2 separate regions of the Homo sapiens genome follow, and region 2 is linked to region 1. Evidence: chromatin loops called from intact Hi-C (ENCODE). Cell type or tissue: heart left ventricle. All regions are shown on one strand. Each heading gives the region's core, and the rest is flanking DNA. Links, peaks and the distances in the headings are about the cores only.

Evidence for each region. Hi-C counts contacts between places; a loop is a spot of excess contacts. Peaks named below come from ENCODE experiments on the same cell type or tissue, not always from the same donor. Only the 100,000 strongest peaks of a DNase experiment are listed, where the experiment ranks them.
Region 2: it touches region 1 in a loop (2.3-fold over the local background); 9 of 110 quality-filtered maps call a loop at or near these places.

Annotation. Positions count from the first base shown.
Region 1 is chr9:94,874,874-94,883,970 of GRCh38, reverse strand. All of the region lies in intron 5 of AOPEP (aminopeptidase O (putative)), which reads right to left. Among named protein-coding and RNA genes, the nearest start is that of AOPEP-AS1, 66 kb to the left of the region's middle. In heart left ventricle, for the core only: no CTCF peak of the experiment used is centred there; no DNase peak of the experiment used is centred there; H3K27ac peaks cover 1,601 bases.
Region 2 is chr9:94,947,626-94,956,722 of GRCh38, reverse strand. It overlaps AOPEP (aminopeptidase O (putative)), which reads right to left. Exons shown (of 17, transcript NM_001193329.3): 8 at 1,444-1,546; 9 at 708-815. Among named protein-coding and RNA genes, the nearest start is that of AOPEP-AS1, 6.6 kb to the right of the region's middle. RefSeq lists silencers at 3,981-4,210, 6,111-6,289. In heart left ventricle, for the core only: no CTCF peak of the experiment used is centred there; no DNase peak of the experiment used is centred there; H3K27ac peaks cover 2,500 bases.

The sequences.
Region 1 (9,097 bases), core at 250-2,749:
GGGGTGGCCAGAAGTTTGCTCTGGGTCCCAGTTTTCAGAATATTGACGGGGATGGAGGTCCCACAATACCCACCATTCTGTGTGGTCTCCTGGCTCATCCTCTTCACATGGTCTTCAGTATGTCAGATACAATTTCTCAGATCTCTAGGTCAACCCTCAACTTATGTTTAACATTTTAAACTAACATCCTCTGCCATCAACTGAAACTGTCTCATAAGAATAAACTTATGTTAGATGAGAGAAATATATTTTTCTGATACTTAGAGGTACTTATTCTTAGAACTTTATTACTCTAATACATCATGATCTATACTGTTAAATCCAACTAAAATTTGTTCTGAGAAAGCCTTGGTATTAATACTTGCTTCCTTGAGTTCTTCAGTCTGAATTGTAACTTAACTTAGTGTGTAACAAACTGAAAACCTGAGGAGTTTCTTCTGTAACAAAAGCTGAGCCTCAGCCCATCACTCTAGCCACACTTCAACCATTGACAGGCAGCCAACTGTTCAAACTCCCTTAACATACTGGCAAAGTCAAGCTGGAACCAGTCCAGCTGTTTATGTACCTCATTTTCCTTTTTCTTTTTTTGGTCCATAAATCTTATCTGCTCATGTGGTAGCCCCAAAGTTTCTCTGAATCTGTTTTGATTCTGAAGGCTGTTCGATTTGCAAATCATTTTTTTCCTTGCTCAATTAAACTCTGTTAAATGTGTCTAAAGTTTTTCTTTCATCAGATCTGGAGTAGAAGTGAAGAGTGAAGTACAATTCCAGTGACTCCTTGGAACAGCAGGCAACGAAGCGGGGCACCTGCAGAGCCAATTGTGTGCGCTCTCTTGTTTGTAACTGGAGGTTTGTGGGTGAGTTTTCTCTCAAATCCCAAGCTCCACTGACTTGTGTTCTCAGCTCCCTGAGTTGATGTAAGCAGTATTTATACTGCACTGGGTATAGCATCAGATTGAATTTAGAAGCCCCAGACTTCAGATAAGTAACTTTTTGATAATGTGTTCATATCAATCCAAAGAATCAGAGACTGTAGCTTCTGAGACTCCAGCTAAATTTATCCGTAAAAATTATGGGTCCACAATGTACGTATTTTTGGAAAAACGGGTTAACCTTTCTGGAGACAACTTAGAATTAAGATGACCACAATAGGGAAGTTTGGTTTTTATTTTCTGTTTTTTGTTTTGCTTTGTTTTTTTGAGACGGAGTCTCGCGACGCCCAGGCTGGAATGCAATGGCACAATCTTGGCTCACTGCAACTTCCGCCTTCTGCGTTCAAGAGATTCTCCTGCCTCAGCCTCCCCAGGAGCTGGGATTACAGGCTCCCACCACCACATCCAGCTAATTTTTGTATTTTTAGTAGAGACTGGGTTTCAACATACTAGCCAGGCTGGTCTTGAACTCCTGACCTCAAGTGATCCACCTGCCTTGGCCTCCCAAAGTGCTGGGATTACAGGCGTGAGCCACCCCACCCAGCCAATAGTTAAGTTTTATTTTGGATAAGATTGTTTAGTTGGGAGGCGTATTAGAAAAAAGGGGATTTTAAAAACCCCACAAAACAATGAGATGTGTTCTTTAATTGGTATGCAAGGCATCTAAAAGGCTAAACAAATTAAAAATTGCCTCCTTAAATGATTCTTTGCAAAAAGCAAGCAAACATTTTAAACAACAGACTAAGAACATGACGAAAGAGGACTGTACTCTGAAATAACCCTGTTTCCTCTCTTTACCCATCTCTACCTAAATAATTTGCTCCACTAATCTTCTAGTCAAATTACCCTTTCACCCTTTAAAGATGACGAAAAAAGAGAAGTTGGACAGATGTCTTACAAAGTAAGAGCTTGTGATCAGCCAGGCCTTCCCGCCATAACCACCTTCACTCCATGTTCTAAAGCTGAGCTTAGAGCCATAGTAAAGGACTCCCTAGCCCAAGGGGAAGTCCTCAAAAATTTACTCATAAGAGCTTACAATCCAGGACTCCCTGACCTTTACCAGTTTATTCACATGATACTGGGACCTGTGGAAGCTTGAAAATGAGTGACAGCTGCAGAATGGAGCCAACCTGAGGAGGGTATTAAAGACCCCTCCAAAACCCCCTCACAGGAATGGCTGAAATAAGCTAGAAACATTGCCAAAATCATTTTAGATTCAATTCCTAAGATTTTTCCACACAAAAAAATTGACTGGTCCACCATACAGACAAAAGAAGTTTCGGACGACAGAACTCACTTAGAAACACTGCTTGTGAAGCATTTGGGGCTCAAAATAACAGCAAGGAATATTTCCTGCAGGAACTGCATCAACTACTCTATTTATAAATGGACTCTGTCCCAAACTTAGCAGTTTAATTAAAAAAACATAAACCTGGATGGGAAGTTACAGACATGACTGAATTGGTGGCCTTAGCTGAACATTTTGAGAGGACTCTGGAGCAAGAAAAAACCCAAAAGACTACCAAGCTTATGTCTCACCAATTACAACAGTTACAGGGGCTGAGACCAAAGGAACCTTCTTTTTTATTTTAAATCACAACCAAGAGATAGATCCTAGAACAAGAAATTCTTTTCCCCGAGATGTCTGCCTTCCTTGCAAATAAGCAGGACACTGGAAAAGAGTTGTCTGCTTCTCTGTTAGTCTACCAATAAGCCTCCTCCCATTAGGCCACACTGTTTCACCACTAAAGGAAGCCTAAGACAGATCCTGTGTCTTAAAAAAAAAAAAAAAATAGAAGCAGCAGCAGCCACCAAGTTGCTACAAGTTTCATCTGAGCTGGTTTTAGGGAATGAACTTAATTTGCAAATTCCACATGCTGTGGAAAGTCTATTAAATTCCAACCAAGCTCAGCATTTTTCAGCAAGAAAACTAACATCTTATGATCTTATGAAATTTTCTCCTGCCTCCTTCTGACCTCCATCTAAAATGCTACTCCATCTAAAACCTACTTAACCCTGCTACTCCATTACCTCTGACTGACTGTGGTAAAGATCACAATTGTGTAGGTGTAGTATCCAAACTAGTAGCCCCTTGTGTTGATTTATGAGATGCTCCATTGGATAATCCTGAGTTGATACTTTTTGTTCGTGGGTCCTATGCCAAAGTCTCAGAAGGAAAATATCAGGCAGGGTATGTTGTTACTGCCCAAAATGAGTTAATAGAGAAGGGAACTCTTCCTCAATTTAAGTCCGCTCAGCTGGCAGAGCTTTTTGCTCCCACCCAAGCTTGTCATATAGTTAAGGACACGTCAGTAAATATTTAAAAAGATAGCAGATATGCTTTTAGAGTAGTACACAATTTTGGCACATTATGGAAACAATGGGACCAGGTGCGATGGCTCATGCCTGTAATCCCAACACTTTGGGATGCCAAGGCAGGCAGACTGCTTGAGCCCAGAAGTTCAAAACCAGCCTGGGCAACATGGCAAAACCCCTTCTCTACAAATTATCTTGGCATGGTGACTTGCGCCTGTAGTCCCAGCTACTCTGGGGGCTGAGGTGGGAGGATGGGTTGAGCCTGGGAGGTCGACGCTGCAGTGAGCCATGGTCACGCCATGGCACTCCAGCCTGGGCAACAGAGAGAGACCCTGTCTAAAAAAAAAAAAAGAAAAGAAAAAAAGAAAAAGAAAAAGAAAAAAAAAGACAAATATGCATAATAAAAATTACATTATTAAAAAATAAACAATAGGGGTTTCTCACTTCTATTGGGACTCCAGTTAGATGAACTCCTTTCAGCTATCCTGTTAACACTGTTATCATCACAGATCGTTATGATTAAGATTGAAGATGATACCTGTAAAACTGAATCTGAATATCAAAGGAATGCCCTAGCCGATGTGCATGTTAAATCAGCTAGTGCTGACACTGTGAGAATATGCAATCTGAATGAACTCCATAAGACTGATCCAAATCAACTCCCATACGGTGATCTATTTAATAAACAGTGCAATGCATTTAATTTGGAAAAACAAAGTTGGTATCTAAAAAAATGTAAATTCAATGTTAAGCGTGGATTCACAAAGGGCCTGACAACCACTTGGTCCTTCCTGAGTCTTTAAAGCTTCCGTTGTTAAAAGGCCTGCACTCCACAACTCATCATGGAACACACAAAATGATCCAAATTATAAAAAAAATTGGTGAGGTATATGTTCCAAAACTGCTAAAATGGGTTACAACCAATGTTTGATTTACCAAACTCATAATCCGAGGAAAACAATAAAAACTTCAGATAGTATATTTCCACCATCTGATGGACCATTTGAACATTTACAAATGGACTTTATTCAGTTATCGCCCTTGCTGAGGTATCAGTTTTTGTAATAGTTTGTATGTTTTCTGGTCAAATCGAGTCTTTCTTTGTAGAAAAGCTGGTGCTGTGCCAGCAGCTAAGAAATTATTAGAAAATGTTTTTCCTTTATGGGGTATTCCTGGAGAAATCTCCAGCTATAGATAGGGAAACTCATTTTACTGGGTAAGTTAAAAGCAGTTAAATAAGGTGTTGTGGATGCAGTGATACTACCATTGCCTTTATCACCCTCAGTCTTCTGGAAATGAAACCACACTTGCAAAATTATAACTGAGACAGTGAAAGAGATCTGAGCTAACCAACTCCATCTTGTTTCTAACCTCCAAGCTGTCCTTGTTCATTCCTGCACATATGCTGAACTAACTTTGGGAATTACTTAGTTTATAGTTTAAAACAAAGATGCTAACAACCCTTTCCCAAAACAAACCTCCTTCTTGCCTGGGTACTAGACGGCCTTTTTAGGACTAATAAATTAGCCTGAAGATTAGAAATTGTAGTTTAGGAGTCATACAGCTGGAGGCTACAAGATTCCAACCCTCCCTAAACTGCTCCTAAGATCAGTGCTTGAGATATTTTGCAGACCCTGGATCAGCTGTCACCACCCAGATTGATAAACTGGCTCATCTGATCTTGTGGTCCCCACCCAGGAACTGACTCAGCACAAGAAGACAGCTGAGTTCTTCCACCCACCCAATTACCCTTAAAAACTCTGATCCTCGAATGCTGAGGAAACTGATTTGAGTAATAATAAAACTCCGGTCTCCCACAAAGCCAGCTCTGCGTGAATTACTCTTTCTCTATTGCAATTCCCCTGTCTTGATAAATCAGCTCTGTCTAGGCAGTGGGCAAGGGGAACCCACTGGGCAGTTACAGAAAGGCTGAAAGAACAAATGGTATCTTAAAACTGAAATTGGCAAAGTTAGCTGAGCCAATTGGGTTGTCTTGGCCAAAGGTACTACTGTTGGCATTAAATGGCAATCAGATCCACTCCCACTGGAAAACATAAGTTGGCCCCTTATGAAATAGTCACTGGAAACGTATGCCCCTAATAGTAGAACCTAATGGATGTTCCACTCTCCTAAACTCTGATATGACTAAATAACGCAAGGTTTTAATGCATTATGCCAAAGTGTATTTTTACCAGGTACAGGAAGCTTTTTGTGATCCACTGACTAAGTACAATCAAATCCTTCATGGTCTAGAGCCTGGAAATTGGGTCTTCGGGAAATAACATCAGAGGAAGACTGCCCTTGAACCCTGTTGGAAAGGACCACACCAAGTTCTTCTCACACCCACACCTGTAACCTTGGGTCCACATCTCACAACACAAAAGGGCCCCTTCAGACTCTTAGAACACCTGTTGGAGACTTTAAGGTAAAGCTGACCAGGAATACTTCTCCCCGAAAGTGGACAGCATCCTAGATGCGGACAGCTTTCCCAAGATCACAGATCAAGACTTTTCTGCCATTATGAAAGCCTTGTGCTTTTTGCTTTTTTCCTCTAATCTTTTATCCCAATACTTTCCTTTTTCCTACAGGAAAATCCATGGGACCATAATCACTAGATGGCATTAGCTCTACCTTATGTTCTAGCACAAAACCAGAGTAACTGTTGGGTTTGTGGGCAAATGCCAAAAAATCAGAAAACAATTCCATTGATGCCTCTCCATGTTCCCAATGGCAGTGATTCAAACTCCAAAGGAGGAGGGAGTGGAAACCTATCCTTGATATTCTAAAAATGACTGCTTCATTTGCTTTCCTGCACTCGCTAGAAACAGCACTTTAACTTTTCCAATGAATAACCTGGTTGTTACCAAACATAGAAAACCTATCCAAGTGATGCCTGCAAAAGGTATATTGTGCTTCTAGACATCACGCACTTGAGACCTGGGAATTAGCTATATGGATACAAGTAATTGCTTGTATAATGTTACCAGATTAAATCCAGTAGGAGGTTGGGAACAGTGGCTCATGCCTGTAATTCTAGCACTTTAGGAGGCCAAGGTGGGCAGATCACTTGAGGTCAGGAGTTCCAGACCAGCCTGGCCAACATGGTGAAACCCTGTCTCTACTAAAAATACAAAAGTTAGCCAGGTATGGTGCTGGGCGCCTGTAGTCCCAGTTACTCCAGAGCCTGGGGCAGAGAATCGCTTGAGCCCAGAGGCAGAGGTTGCAGTAAGCCGAGATCGCACCACTGCACTCCAGCCTGGGCGACACAGCAAAACTGTCTCAAAAAAAAAAAAAAAGAAAAGAAAAAAAAATCCAGTAGGGTCATTTTTTTACTAAATGTGGCTATACACCCTTACCGCATGCTATAAACGAACCCAAAAAAGTACATTACCCACTGAACTTTGTTCAGGAGCTATGCAGATTTACAGACAAATAAATTTAACTGACCCTTGCACAAATGCAACTAGGTAACCCTCTTTTCCAATCCCCATGGGCTTCTATTGGGTCTGAGGAAAATCTGCTTCCTGTCTGGTTTGGATGTTGCTATTTAGCCTGGCTCACTCCGGCCATTCAAATAGCTTCCCCTACAAATTCCCATAACAGCTCCTAGGATCAGAGGCCAAAATAATCAATAACTGAAATTACCCCCAACCTTAAAATAGATAAACTATTTTCAACTAAGAAGAAACTCCGGTGGGGCTCCTGGGGGCTCACTTTTGGCAGTAGTGGGGTATCAGTTGTATAGAATTTAAAGATAATCTGTAAATTGGGAAAAATCTTGGATTTTGTAGACAGTCAGACCTCCCAGGGGTTCAGATGGGTAGATGTCCCTCTCTGAAAGGTGGATAACAATATATGCATTCAACCAAAACACTTAATGGAACATCATGCAACTTTAGGGCTCCTTTTTGCTCTAGTTGGGGGCTTATATTTGGTACTGAGGAAAACTGAGTATCTCTCCCCTGATTTTGTTACTACAGAAGGCTTAATTTAAAAGGTAGCCTTAGATACTGCCACCAAACATACTAAGGAAATTAATCTCCTAAAAGAAGGGAACACGGCTAGGTGCAGTGGTTCACGCCTGTAATCCCAGCACTTTGGGAGGCCAAGGCAGGCAGATCACGAGGTCAGGAGATCGAGACCAACCTGGCTAACACGGTGAAACCTCGTCTCTACTAAAAATACAAAAAATTAGCCAGGTGTGGTGGCGGGTGCCTGTAGTCCCAGCTACTCGGGAGGCTGAGGCAGAAGAATGGTGTGAACCCAGGAGGTGGAGCTTGCAGTGAGCCAAGATCGCGCCATTGCACTCCAGCCTGGGGGATAAAGCGAGACTCCATCTCCAAAAAAAAAAAAAAGAAAAGAAAAGAAAAAGCAACTGATGTGTTTATGAGAGCAACTAACAGTTGGTCTGCAGGCATCCTCAATGGTGGATGGCAAGCTTGGGTTTTCCAAGGTTTTGTCATCTTTAAATATATTCTAGGTATGTCTCCGGGTTATTATGACTTGTGTTACCAGGCTAACAATGAAAATGAATACCTCTTTCAATCAGGCCATTATACAAGCAACTGTGGTCCTTAATCACCATCAGACCCTGAACAAGGACTATGACCAATTAGACTCAAATACTGTTGAACTGCCTATATTGCCTCAATTGTGACTTGTTTCATTTGGTTTGGTTTGTTTCATAAGAATGCTTGTGAACTCCTTGCTCTTTTGATATCATCCTCTTGGAAGTCATCATAATAGTAACTCTGGTGCCTTGTGTCTTCTCACGTCTTAAATGTTTTGTATGCAGCTATCTATTGAGTGTTGAATGGTCTCACTTCAACTAGGTAAGTAAGAAAGAATTATTCAGCTAGTTTCACATTGTCATCTGTGAATTCCATACTCAGAACAAAGGAGTCATTTACAACTGTAATGAGAGTGGTGCCCATGCTCAGAATTTAGGTTAATCTCTCAAAACTGAGAGGCCGACCAAACAGGTGGAATTCTGAAATCAAACTAAAATTTAGCCTGAGAAAGCATACGTACTCACCTACTTCAGTTCTTAGAAATGAACTACAATCTTAGTACATAACAAACTGAAAACGTAACTGAGGAGTGTGCTTCTATAACAATGGCTCAGCCAACCACTCCAGCCTTACTTCAACCACTCACAGGTGGCCAACTATTCAAACTGTCTTCAAATAAGGCAAAGGTCGAGGTATAAACCAATTCAGCTGTTTCTCTACCTTACTTCTGTTTTCTGTGTATCACTTTCCTTTTTCTGGTCCATAAATCTTATCTGACCATGTGGCAGCCCAAGTCTCTGAATCCATTTTGACTCTGGGAGCTGCCTGATTTCATGAGTCTTTTTTTTTTTTTTTTTTTTTTTTTCTTGCTCAATTAAACTCTGTTAAATTTAATTTGTCTAAGTTTTTATTTTAACAAGACATATAAACAGTACTTTCATACCATTCTTTAACTGGAAGTGAAGTAATTAAAAATCATGTGGGTGAAAAAACATGGACCCTGGGTTGAAAAATAACCCCCAACACAACTCACTGCTTTAACACCCTAAAGGGTAGCAGAAAGGCTACTGATTTTACCTATCAAAGAAAATTGGAAAGATAAGGCTAAATCTTGAGACTATTAATAAATAAAATCTTAATGCATACTTCATAAAACTTCCAATTACTGGCAGCCTATTTTCCCACCTTTGGCCTGGGAAATATTTCCAGAGGAATTCTTCAGCCAAGAATCCATCCTTGAGCCCCTTACACAGGTGAAAGGCATGCATTCATGTTTGGCAGGATATTATAAATAATATAGTTGCCTTGTTAAAAAATAAATAAGGAAATACTGATTAAA
Region 2 (9,097 bases), core at 2,860-5,359, 70 kb before region 1:
AGAGCCTGCCACTCCTTGTTAACTTCCTTGCTATGTGCTGCTTGGCCCCATGCCCATACGAGCTGACAGGGTCTCTCTCTGATAGTTTTGTGGCCAGGCTGTCTGCATATTTCAGTGTATCTGGTTATTAATCTATTGATCAAATATTTATGGAGTACCTACTGTGTGCCAATCATGTGCTAAGTACTGGTGAAATAGAATGGTCTGGCCTTGTTGGGCATATACGTAGAGTGGAGGACAGCGAAAAGAAACAAATAGCCCCATGATGAAAACATAATTACAGACAATGGCAATGACAATGAAGGCAATGGAAAGGGCAAAGGGGTGGGACACGTGAGCCTGGATGCAGATCTGTTTAGCCGGGTGACTTGGAGCCTGTGGCGTTCAAACTGAAAACTAGAAGGTAAGAAGGAGGCAGTCTTCCAAAGATAAGTCCAGGTAAAGAGAACGGCAGGATTGTTTTATTTTTGTCTTTAACTATCACTGTGTACGAGACAGCTTTGGGTTATAGTTTATTTCAAAACTACAGAGAGATCACCTTCCCTGAAGCAACCCTTTCTTTGTGTCCATTTCATTAACTTCCTATTTTTCCCACTGCATTAAATGGGAAACCTTTTCCCTACTCTTTAATACTGGCATAATCTAATCTTCATGTGCCATACCCCCTCCAGTCATACATCATGGACTCATGAGGACCCATAAGTTACCTGGGAAAGAATCAGCTGTCCATGAAATGTGTGCACAAATTTTCTTAAAAATGAAAAATAGGTTTCATCTCCAAGTCTTTTGGCAAGAAACCGAAGAAGGAAGTAGCCCTAGAAGAAAGAAAAAAGAGAGAGAAAAAGAGGCCTACCATGAGTTCATAAAAAAATGGTTATATAGTCAGCCCTACCTAACCCATAGTGCACTTGTGCATCTAGAATGTGCCGTCCTACCTGTCCCTGGCTGCCCTTTCCATTTTCACCAGGAAGGCGTGGCCTGGAAATTAATTAGTTCTCAACTCCTTTGTTAATGTTGTCATCATTTTTGTTTGGACTTGGTTCACATGAAGGCTGGTTGTCCATCGCAGATGAAAAGAGAAGAGAGACCCAGTTCTTCTCTACTCCCCCTACCAGGAAAGGCCTTCACGACAGAAAACACTTCCTTCTCACCCATGTCTTTCAGTTGGAACCTGACAGCAAAGTGAGAGTTCTGCTCCTCAGGCAGGGAGAACAGAGGTACAGGGCAGGGAATATTTCAGCCTTTGTTCATTCAGTCTTTCCTAACTTGGTCTCCTTTTTTGGGCATGAAGTGCTTTAATTACTGAACGCTCAGATATCTGGCCAGTCAGATATCATTACAGTATTTTCACCTCAGTCTTGTTACTAATCATCATTGTTTAATTGTGTGGCCTAAAAAGTGCTGCACCACAATCACTGGCTTCTGCAACTGACATGTGCTTACCTTTAAATAATGCACCTGCATGAAGATCTTCTCCGGATTAAGTCCATGCTTGATAACAGATGCTCCCGAGTCACTTGTGTGGCCAGTTTTGTCTTTACTGGGTCTAAAACGATTTAGTAACAATTTATTTAAGTATAGCACATTCTTAAGTAATTAGGTCATAATAGCATCTTATTTGTTATTTTCAGAGTTGCTCAATATCATCCTGATTCTATTCAACAGTACCAGGTATAATTTAGAACAGTTTGTATTACATACTCGTCTACGGGATTTATATTTGGGTTGGGAACCTGAAGTTGGCTATTGGCAAATATTTTACATCAATTTATCCAAAATTAAAGTCTGCCAGACCCTCAAGGGTTCTAAGCTCTACTATAAATTATCTAAGAACGTATACCCTTTTTTGATGACAGACTGGGAAATGCAATGGAAAATGAAGCTTTACTTGGAAAAGTAAAGAACTTATATCTCTTTCAAAAAATTTTGAAAGCCTCAATGTTATCCACTTCTCTGGATTTGCACTTAGTAATTAAGGCTCCTTTAATAAATATTTGTACTTTCCACCCATATTAGAATTACAAAAAAAGGTCATAGAAGCTCATGTTTTTAGAACAGGTGGGAACATCAAGAATCACATACTTCAACTTCCTCATTTCACACAAGGTAAACTGAGGCACACAGACATTAGTTCTACAGTAAGTTTGTCCAACCCACAGCCCATCCATGGGCCACATGTGGCCCAAGATGACTTTGAATGCAGCCCAACACAAATTCATAAACTTCTTAAAACATTACGAGATTTTTTTGCGATTTTTTCCTTAGCTTATCAGCTGTCGTTAGTGTTAGCTTATTTTACACATGGCCCAAGACAATTCTTCTTCTTCCAATGTGGCCCAGGGAAGCCAAAAGATTGGACTGGATAGTCACGGTCCACTCAAAGTCTTTTTTTTCCTTCGAGTCAGGGTTTCACTCCCATCACCCAGGCTGGAGCGCAGTGGTGCGATCTTGGCTCACTGCAACCTCTGCCTCCTGAGCTCAAATGATCCTTCTGCTTCAGCCTCCCAAGTAGCTGGGATTACAGAAGCCTGCCACCGTACCCAGCTAATTTTTGTTTTTTTCTGTAGAGATGGGGTTTCGCCATGTTGGCCAGGCTGGTCTCGAACTCCTGAGCTCAAGCCATCCGTCCACCTCAGCCTCCCAAAGCGTTGGGATTACAGGTGTGAGCCACCACGCCCAGCTTTATGCCTTGTTTTGATTTGTAGTGACATTAGGACTGAAACCAGCGACTCCTTATTCTCCATGAAGATCTTTTCCACTGTGCTATTTGGCTTTAAAATTTTAAATATTTTAAATAAAATGTAACAGATCCTTTGGGCCATCTAGTAAAGATTTGTGCAGTGTTACAGTATAGCTTCAACAGCTGAATCAAAATAAGTGAGGAGGTATTTACAGCTTTCGGCTGTTCTAAAACCGGCCACTCACTGGATCAACACTGAGGAGTGTTGAGGTGAAGGAAGGCAAGGAACCACGAGAGGGTTGGTGCATCAGAAAAGCAAGGGGTTATTTTAAAAGGTAGTGTGGTGGTGCAGAAGGTATGCAGCCTTTGGAATATGAGACCTAGTTTAGACTAGCAGCCTTACTTCTTACTACCTGTTACTTACTAACCTTCATTTACTCACTTGTAAAATGGGAATAATCCTACCCACCTTCCCTGATCCTGCAGAGAATAACTGAAATAATACATTGCAAAGCCCCTAGCAAGGGCCAGGGATACAGAAATTACCTAATAAACTTAATAAAATATTCCATTTTAGCAAACAGGATCCCTGATTAAGTCTTAGCTGAATACTCTGGGACATTATCCCAGCAGACACAAGGCACAGAATCAGCAGATACCTAAAGGAAAGATGATGATGAAAACCATCAGAGCTAACTGCATACTTTTCATTTTTCTACTCGATCCCTGACTTACCTACATGCCCACACTTGTAAGAATAACTAATCCATTTCATCTTCATTTAAGACTCCCCTGAAAAGAATCAGCTTTTTTCACTGCTCTCAGGTTTGTCCTGCCATGCAATGTTTTTGTAAGAAAGCCACACTAGCTTTGATAAGGAAAGCCCATCACCCACTGTCTGGGGGAAGGGAGACTTCTCAAGAGTCAGTCTGAACTCAAACTAGGTTGCCCAGCCCTAAGACAGGCAGAGTTGCCGTGCGTCTTTTTTGCCCTTGAGCCCTGAATTGAGACTGCTCGAAGGGGAGGAACACAGAAGAATGATGTAAATCTCTGCTCAGAAGGCTGGCTTCCAGGTTCCAGTTCCCAATGACGCCTTCAGTTGCTGTTTTTTCCTTTGCCTAAAAATGTCCTTCCCGAAAGCATCCCTCTCTAACTCTCTTCTTCCATCCTCTCCAAATGAAGAAGTGCTCAAGAAAATTCTTCCTGCTGACAGCATTCAAAGCCAATATACAAGTCCCCAAGAGATTCCTTTGATAGCAGCTTGCTGCTGGAGAGGGCAGTGCACAGGCAAGCTTTGCAAGAAATCAGAGGGGGTGGTTTCTAGGAGGAAATGACACTCTATGAATGGAAACAGGAAACTTCCATCTCTGTGCTACTCTGGTTCTCACAATGCTACTAATACCAGGTCTGCGTAGAGAGACAAAGTACCGGAGAAAGCAGATGAACTACAACCACACACAGTAACACAGATGACTCTCACAGGTCAGCCAAAGAAGTCAGGTCCACGAAGTGCACACACACATGTACAAGTCCATGTCAATGAAATCCAAGAACAGGCAAAACTGACCTATGGGGATAGAGATCAGAATAATGGTCACCTTGGGAGGGAGTGTTGACAGACAGCAGAGAAACAGGAAGGTTTCTGAGATGCTGGGACTGTTCTATAGATTGATCTGAATGTACTTTCATGGGGATAAATCATAAAAATCCTTTGAGCCATCTAGCAAAGACTTGTGCACTTTAATGTATCTATGTTATGTTTCATTTAAAAACTTAAGCGATGCACGTACATGAAACAGCATACACTTGCGAGCAGGAAAGGCCATCAGTCTAGAAAAGGGGCTTTGCCACTCATGTGCCACTGGCACACGACTAGGATGAACTAAGCCCTATGCACCTGAGGACCAATGCAAAATTTTTTTTAAAATGACAGTGTGAGAGGCAGGAAGGGCTGTGGCAAATCCAACTGGTCGGTCTACTCCCATTCTCATTTGCCTTCTTCCTTGCCACTTGTATGACTGAATCTGAAAAGCTAATGCTCATTTTCTAAGTGTCTCTTGCAGCTGTGGCACTTAGTCCAGGCCAAAATGAAAAAAGCAGATGTCTGCTGTGATTCCATGCTGGGTGGGGTTCTGGGAAAGCTTTTGCTTTCCTTATAAAGGGGGAAAATGTGACTGCTACCGCACCTCTTCCCCACAAGCCTGGTGGATGGAGCAGTGATGGCCATCTTGCAACCATGAGGCAGCAAACCAGGATTCTGTGGAGAGCAGAATGGACTGAAGGAAGGCAAACAGCCTTTACTATCATCATGCTGCTCCTGGCCAGCCTGGGGATGCCTGCCTTCTGACTTTGTATTGTGTGTGAAAGATAACTACCATTTGTTTAAGTCAACCATTGCTTTATTGCTGCAATAATTGTAGCCAGATTCGTTTCTAACTGGACTAGTACTAACAGCTAACGTTTCCTGGTTATCCTCTGTGCCAGGTACTCAGCCAAGCTCTTCTTATTATGCATCACACCCTCTTCCCTCATAAGATCCTGATGAGGCCACATCCTGTTTATGCCCATTTAAAAGTTAAAGAAAGTGAGTCCTAGAGAAGACCACAAAACTGGTTAGTGGCAGAGTCGAGGTTAAGAACCCAGGTCCACAGAACACCAAAGTCCTTGCTACACTCTGGGGCCCCCCCAAGATCCAGGTCCCCATCTTGGCTGTGCCAAGTACTAAGTGGAGAACCTTAGAGGAATTGCTTACCCTCCCTGAAGCTCAGCTTCCTCACCTGTAAAGTCTGCAGTGAGGCTCAGGTCATGTGGAAGCATTCCATAAAAGCAAAAGTGTTCAGTATCTCTTAGACATTACACTCTGGTGTTTATTTCTTTGGCTGGAATACATGGAATGTGAGAGATCAAGTTACCAAGGTCATCTGAGCTCAAATGCCCTTGGTTTCTGTTGTACTTGGCACCAAATGCAACAACTGAGATTGACGTGCCCTTTCCCTTCCCCACGCCTTCCTTTTCCACCACAACCACAGAGGCAATGTGGATATTTAAAGAGTGGGCAGGTGGCAGTGATATTTGATACATAATGATTTGATTTCGAATCGGGCCTCCTGAAGAAAGGTCCAATCCTGCAGGATAACCCCAAGGGTGGGATTTGAGAAAATGCCTCTGAACTGTCCTCTGGCATGTCAGCTGGGTCTGAATACCCACCTGCTGCTCTGCCCCCACCCAGGCGGGCCCTCCAGCAGCACTCTTCCTCTCACACTCCCAGCAGTCAGCATGAGAGCCACAAGAGATTCTTCAACTATAAACCTGCTGCTGCCACGCCTGAGCCAGGGACTAAGCATCCCAGAAATGAGACAGAAGGGAATTAATGATCATTTCAACATCTCAGTGTTTCTGTTAGTCGCAGCTGCCCCACCAGGTTTGACAGCTTTGAGAGCAGGACCTCACTCACCCTGCAACAATGGAGGAAGTGAAATCTGACCCTTGTGTAGAGACTGGCCAACAGTGCCCATCTGAGCCCCAGATGCACAGGTGAGACCTGCAGGGGAAGGAGCATGACCACTGGGTGAGGGCTTGGACCCAAGTCTCTCCACTGCCATGTGATCTTGAACATAAGCCCCATGCAGTCCGGCTCCCTCATCTGTGAAAAGGTGACAGTAAGAGTCACTGGGGCAGCTCCCAGAGCTGAGTGGCACCAGAGCACTCAGCCAGAGCTCCTCCTGGCATTCAGTAGCTCAATGTAAATGTGGCTATTATCTGCGTTCTGTGTTCCGACTATGTTCTGACTGAGCCTCCAGTAGCATCAACTAAACCTTCCTCTGACAGGCAAAGACATTAAGAAGACATGGCACCATAGTTACGCATGTGAGATGCTGTCATGGGGGAAAGCTGGGGGAGGGGACACAGGAACTCACTCTACTACTACAGTAATTTCTTGGGAGTCTAAACCTATTCCAAAATGAAAAGGTTTTAATGACACCACACACAAATGTAGCCTATACTCTCCCTTGGTGAGACTGCTGATTTTGAATGCAAACCCTTTAAGGGCTGGTCTTTAAGCTTGCTCCTTGACTCATCATCATCAGAAAATAAATAAAAGAAACAACAAATTTCAAGAGCCACATAAAGTCCTACTAAGCTAGGTCTGGGCATCTTCCTTACACACTCATCCCCTTGGTCTACACCGCTCCACGAAGACACCTCTGGGTAAAAAATGAAGGCAGAATGATGAAAGCACAGGAATTCTCTATCCACTGTTTGTTTTCGGTGACAATTTTCCTATCTATAAACTGTGAATAATGAACATTTGCCACTGACTAGCATTTGCAGTGCTACCAAAAGGTTGTGAATAAACCTTTAACTAATAAATTTGTATTGTATCAACACCGCTGGTATTTGGCAGGTGTGACTGTCTGTATGCTTTTCAAAATGGATTTAACAGCTACCCAGCAGGAAGGGCTTCCCCACTGGGACCATCAGCCTGCAGCAGACACAGAAAGATATTCCTCTGGTGTTGAAAAAGGCAATTGCTAAGATGATTTAAGACAGAAGGAGGATCCCTCTGAGGAGCCACGGGAAAATAAACAAGGTTTATTCTGTCCTCCTGAGAGTGAAAGGACCCAGTGGTGGGTACCCATAAGAAGTCTCAGCGTCCCGGGTCGGCTGCTAAAGAAGGTGATAAGGAGAAACTCTGTAGTTAGCAGAACTGTGGAAAATGCAAACAAACTCCACACATTTTAATAATCAGGGTGGGAAAATGAAAGATGAAACTCAGAAAAGCAATGAGTATCAACACAAAACCAAAATGTCCTCAGGTCTTGATTGCCCATGTATCAGAAATTCCTCTGAGAAGCAAAACACCACATGGAGAAAAAATAAGAAACCAATCAATGCAATGGTCTGAGTGCTATATTGTCCCATTCAACACAGCAAGCGATGATCTAGACACATTCTCAAAAGAGACAGAGAAAAACGGAGAGCCAAGACACCCATGTGACTGCACAGGCAGTTTCTGCTAAGGGTGGTTTTCAGAGAACACAGACAATAGTTGAACGGGATGCTGGAGAAAGGAAAAACCCACGCTACATAAAGAGAGCTGGGAGGCTGTAAAATGACTGCCAAGAAGGCAAAACTTCAGGATGGGCTAGTGGAGAAGGCCCAGGACAACAAAAAGGGCTTTGGAGGTGAAGTTGGGAGCATAAGGAAGACCAGGTGCCAAGAGGTGGCAGAAAGAACAGAATGACTCAACTCCCATTTTGATTCAACTTTCCTGCCAAGGAGAATGATTTTCAAGCTACTCATGGTAGAATAAGCCCTGCTATGTGGGAACTGCTGCTTGGTACTGGTAGACAGGGCTCCTTCACCCTTTAAAGGAGTTCCCATTCCAAGTCCAGGTGAGGGACAGGCTATAGCTCTGAAAGCTTCCACCTGTGATATGTGATCACAGATCTCTGCGGGGAGGATCAATTCACACAGACAATGAGAAAGAAGCTGAAGGAGGTAGACAGCTATTCCGATTTGCAAAGATAAGAGATGGGGGGCGGGGCAAAATTTGTGATGACGTTATTGAACAGTTTGTGAGCACTTAAAAGAGAAAATGATGAACTACAAGAGTTAGAATGGGATCCTGAGGGCCAATTCCAGAAATTCAGTGGGGCATCTTGACTTCTGCAAGGCAGCTAGTAGAATGGATGTGGTGGAGAGCATGCAACGGTGAGCATATGGTAGTTGTTTCACGGCTTTATACAAGGCTAAAAAACAGAGCCCCAAGGGTGTTGATTAATTATTTGCTATAACCTGGATGGAGATCCTTAGGTCTGTGCCTAAGGAATGGTGATTTACTGGCTTAACAGATTTGCCTATGAGCTATAGTTGGGAGTCTACCTGGTTGACTGACAGCATCCACAGTCAAGAACAGCAACCGCAGGCTGAACTGAGGGTCCAATGAATAAGAAGAAAATATCTAATAGAGAGAAAGAGTTTTTAAAAAATTAACTGTTTGCCTATGAAAAATATTTAGTATATTTAATTTTCTGTAAACTCAACATGTAGCAGGAGGTGACTGCTGTGGCTTCCAACATAGTAAGCACAAGGGTGGGCTGGATCAACAGGAGGAATGCAAATGTAATGGGAATCCCACTGGGGGAGGTGATGTGGAGAGGAGCAGTTAGGAGCTGGGCTCTGGGGTCAGATGCGCCTCTGCTTTCACCCCAGTGCTGCTGCTTACTCGCTGTGCAGATAAGGCTGACTGCTTAATATCTCCATGCACCTGCTTCCTCCTCTATCAAATGGGGAGGAAAATGGTACTATGGTACCAGCACTTCTCTCACAAGGCCATTTTGGGATCAAATGAGATAATGTATATAGAATGCTTAGGACAGTGTTTGGCATATTAAAAGCACTCAAAGAATGTTA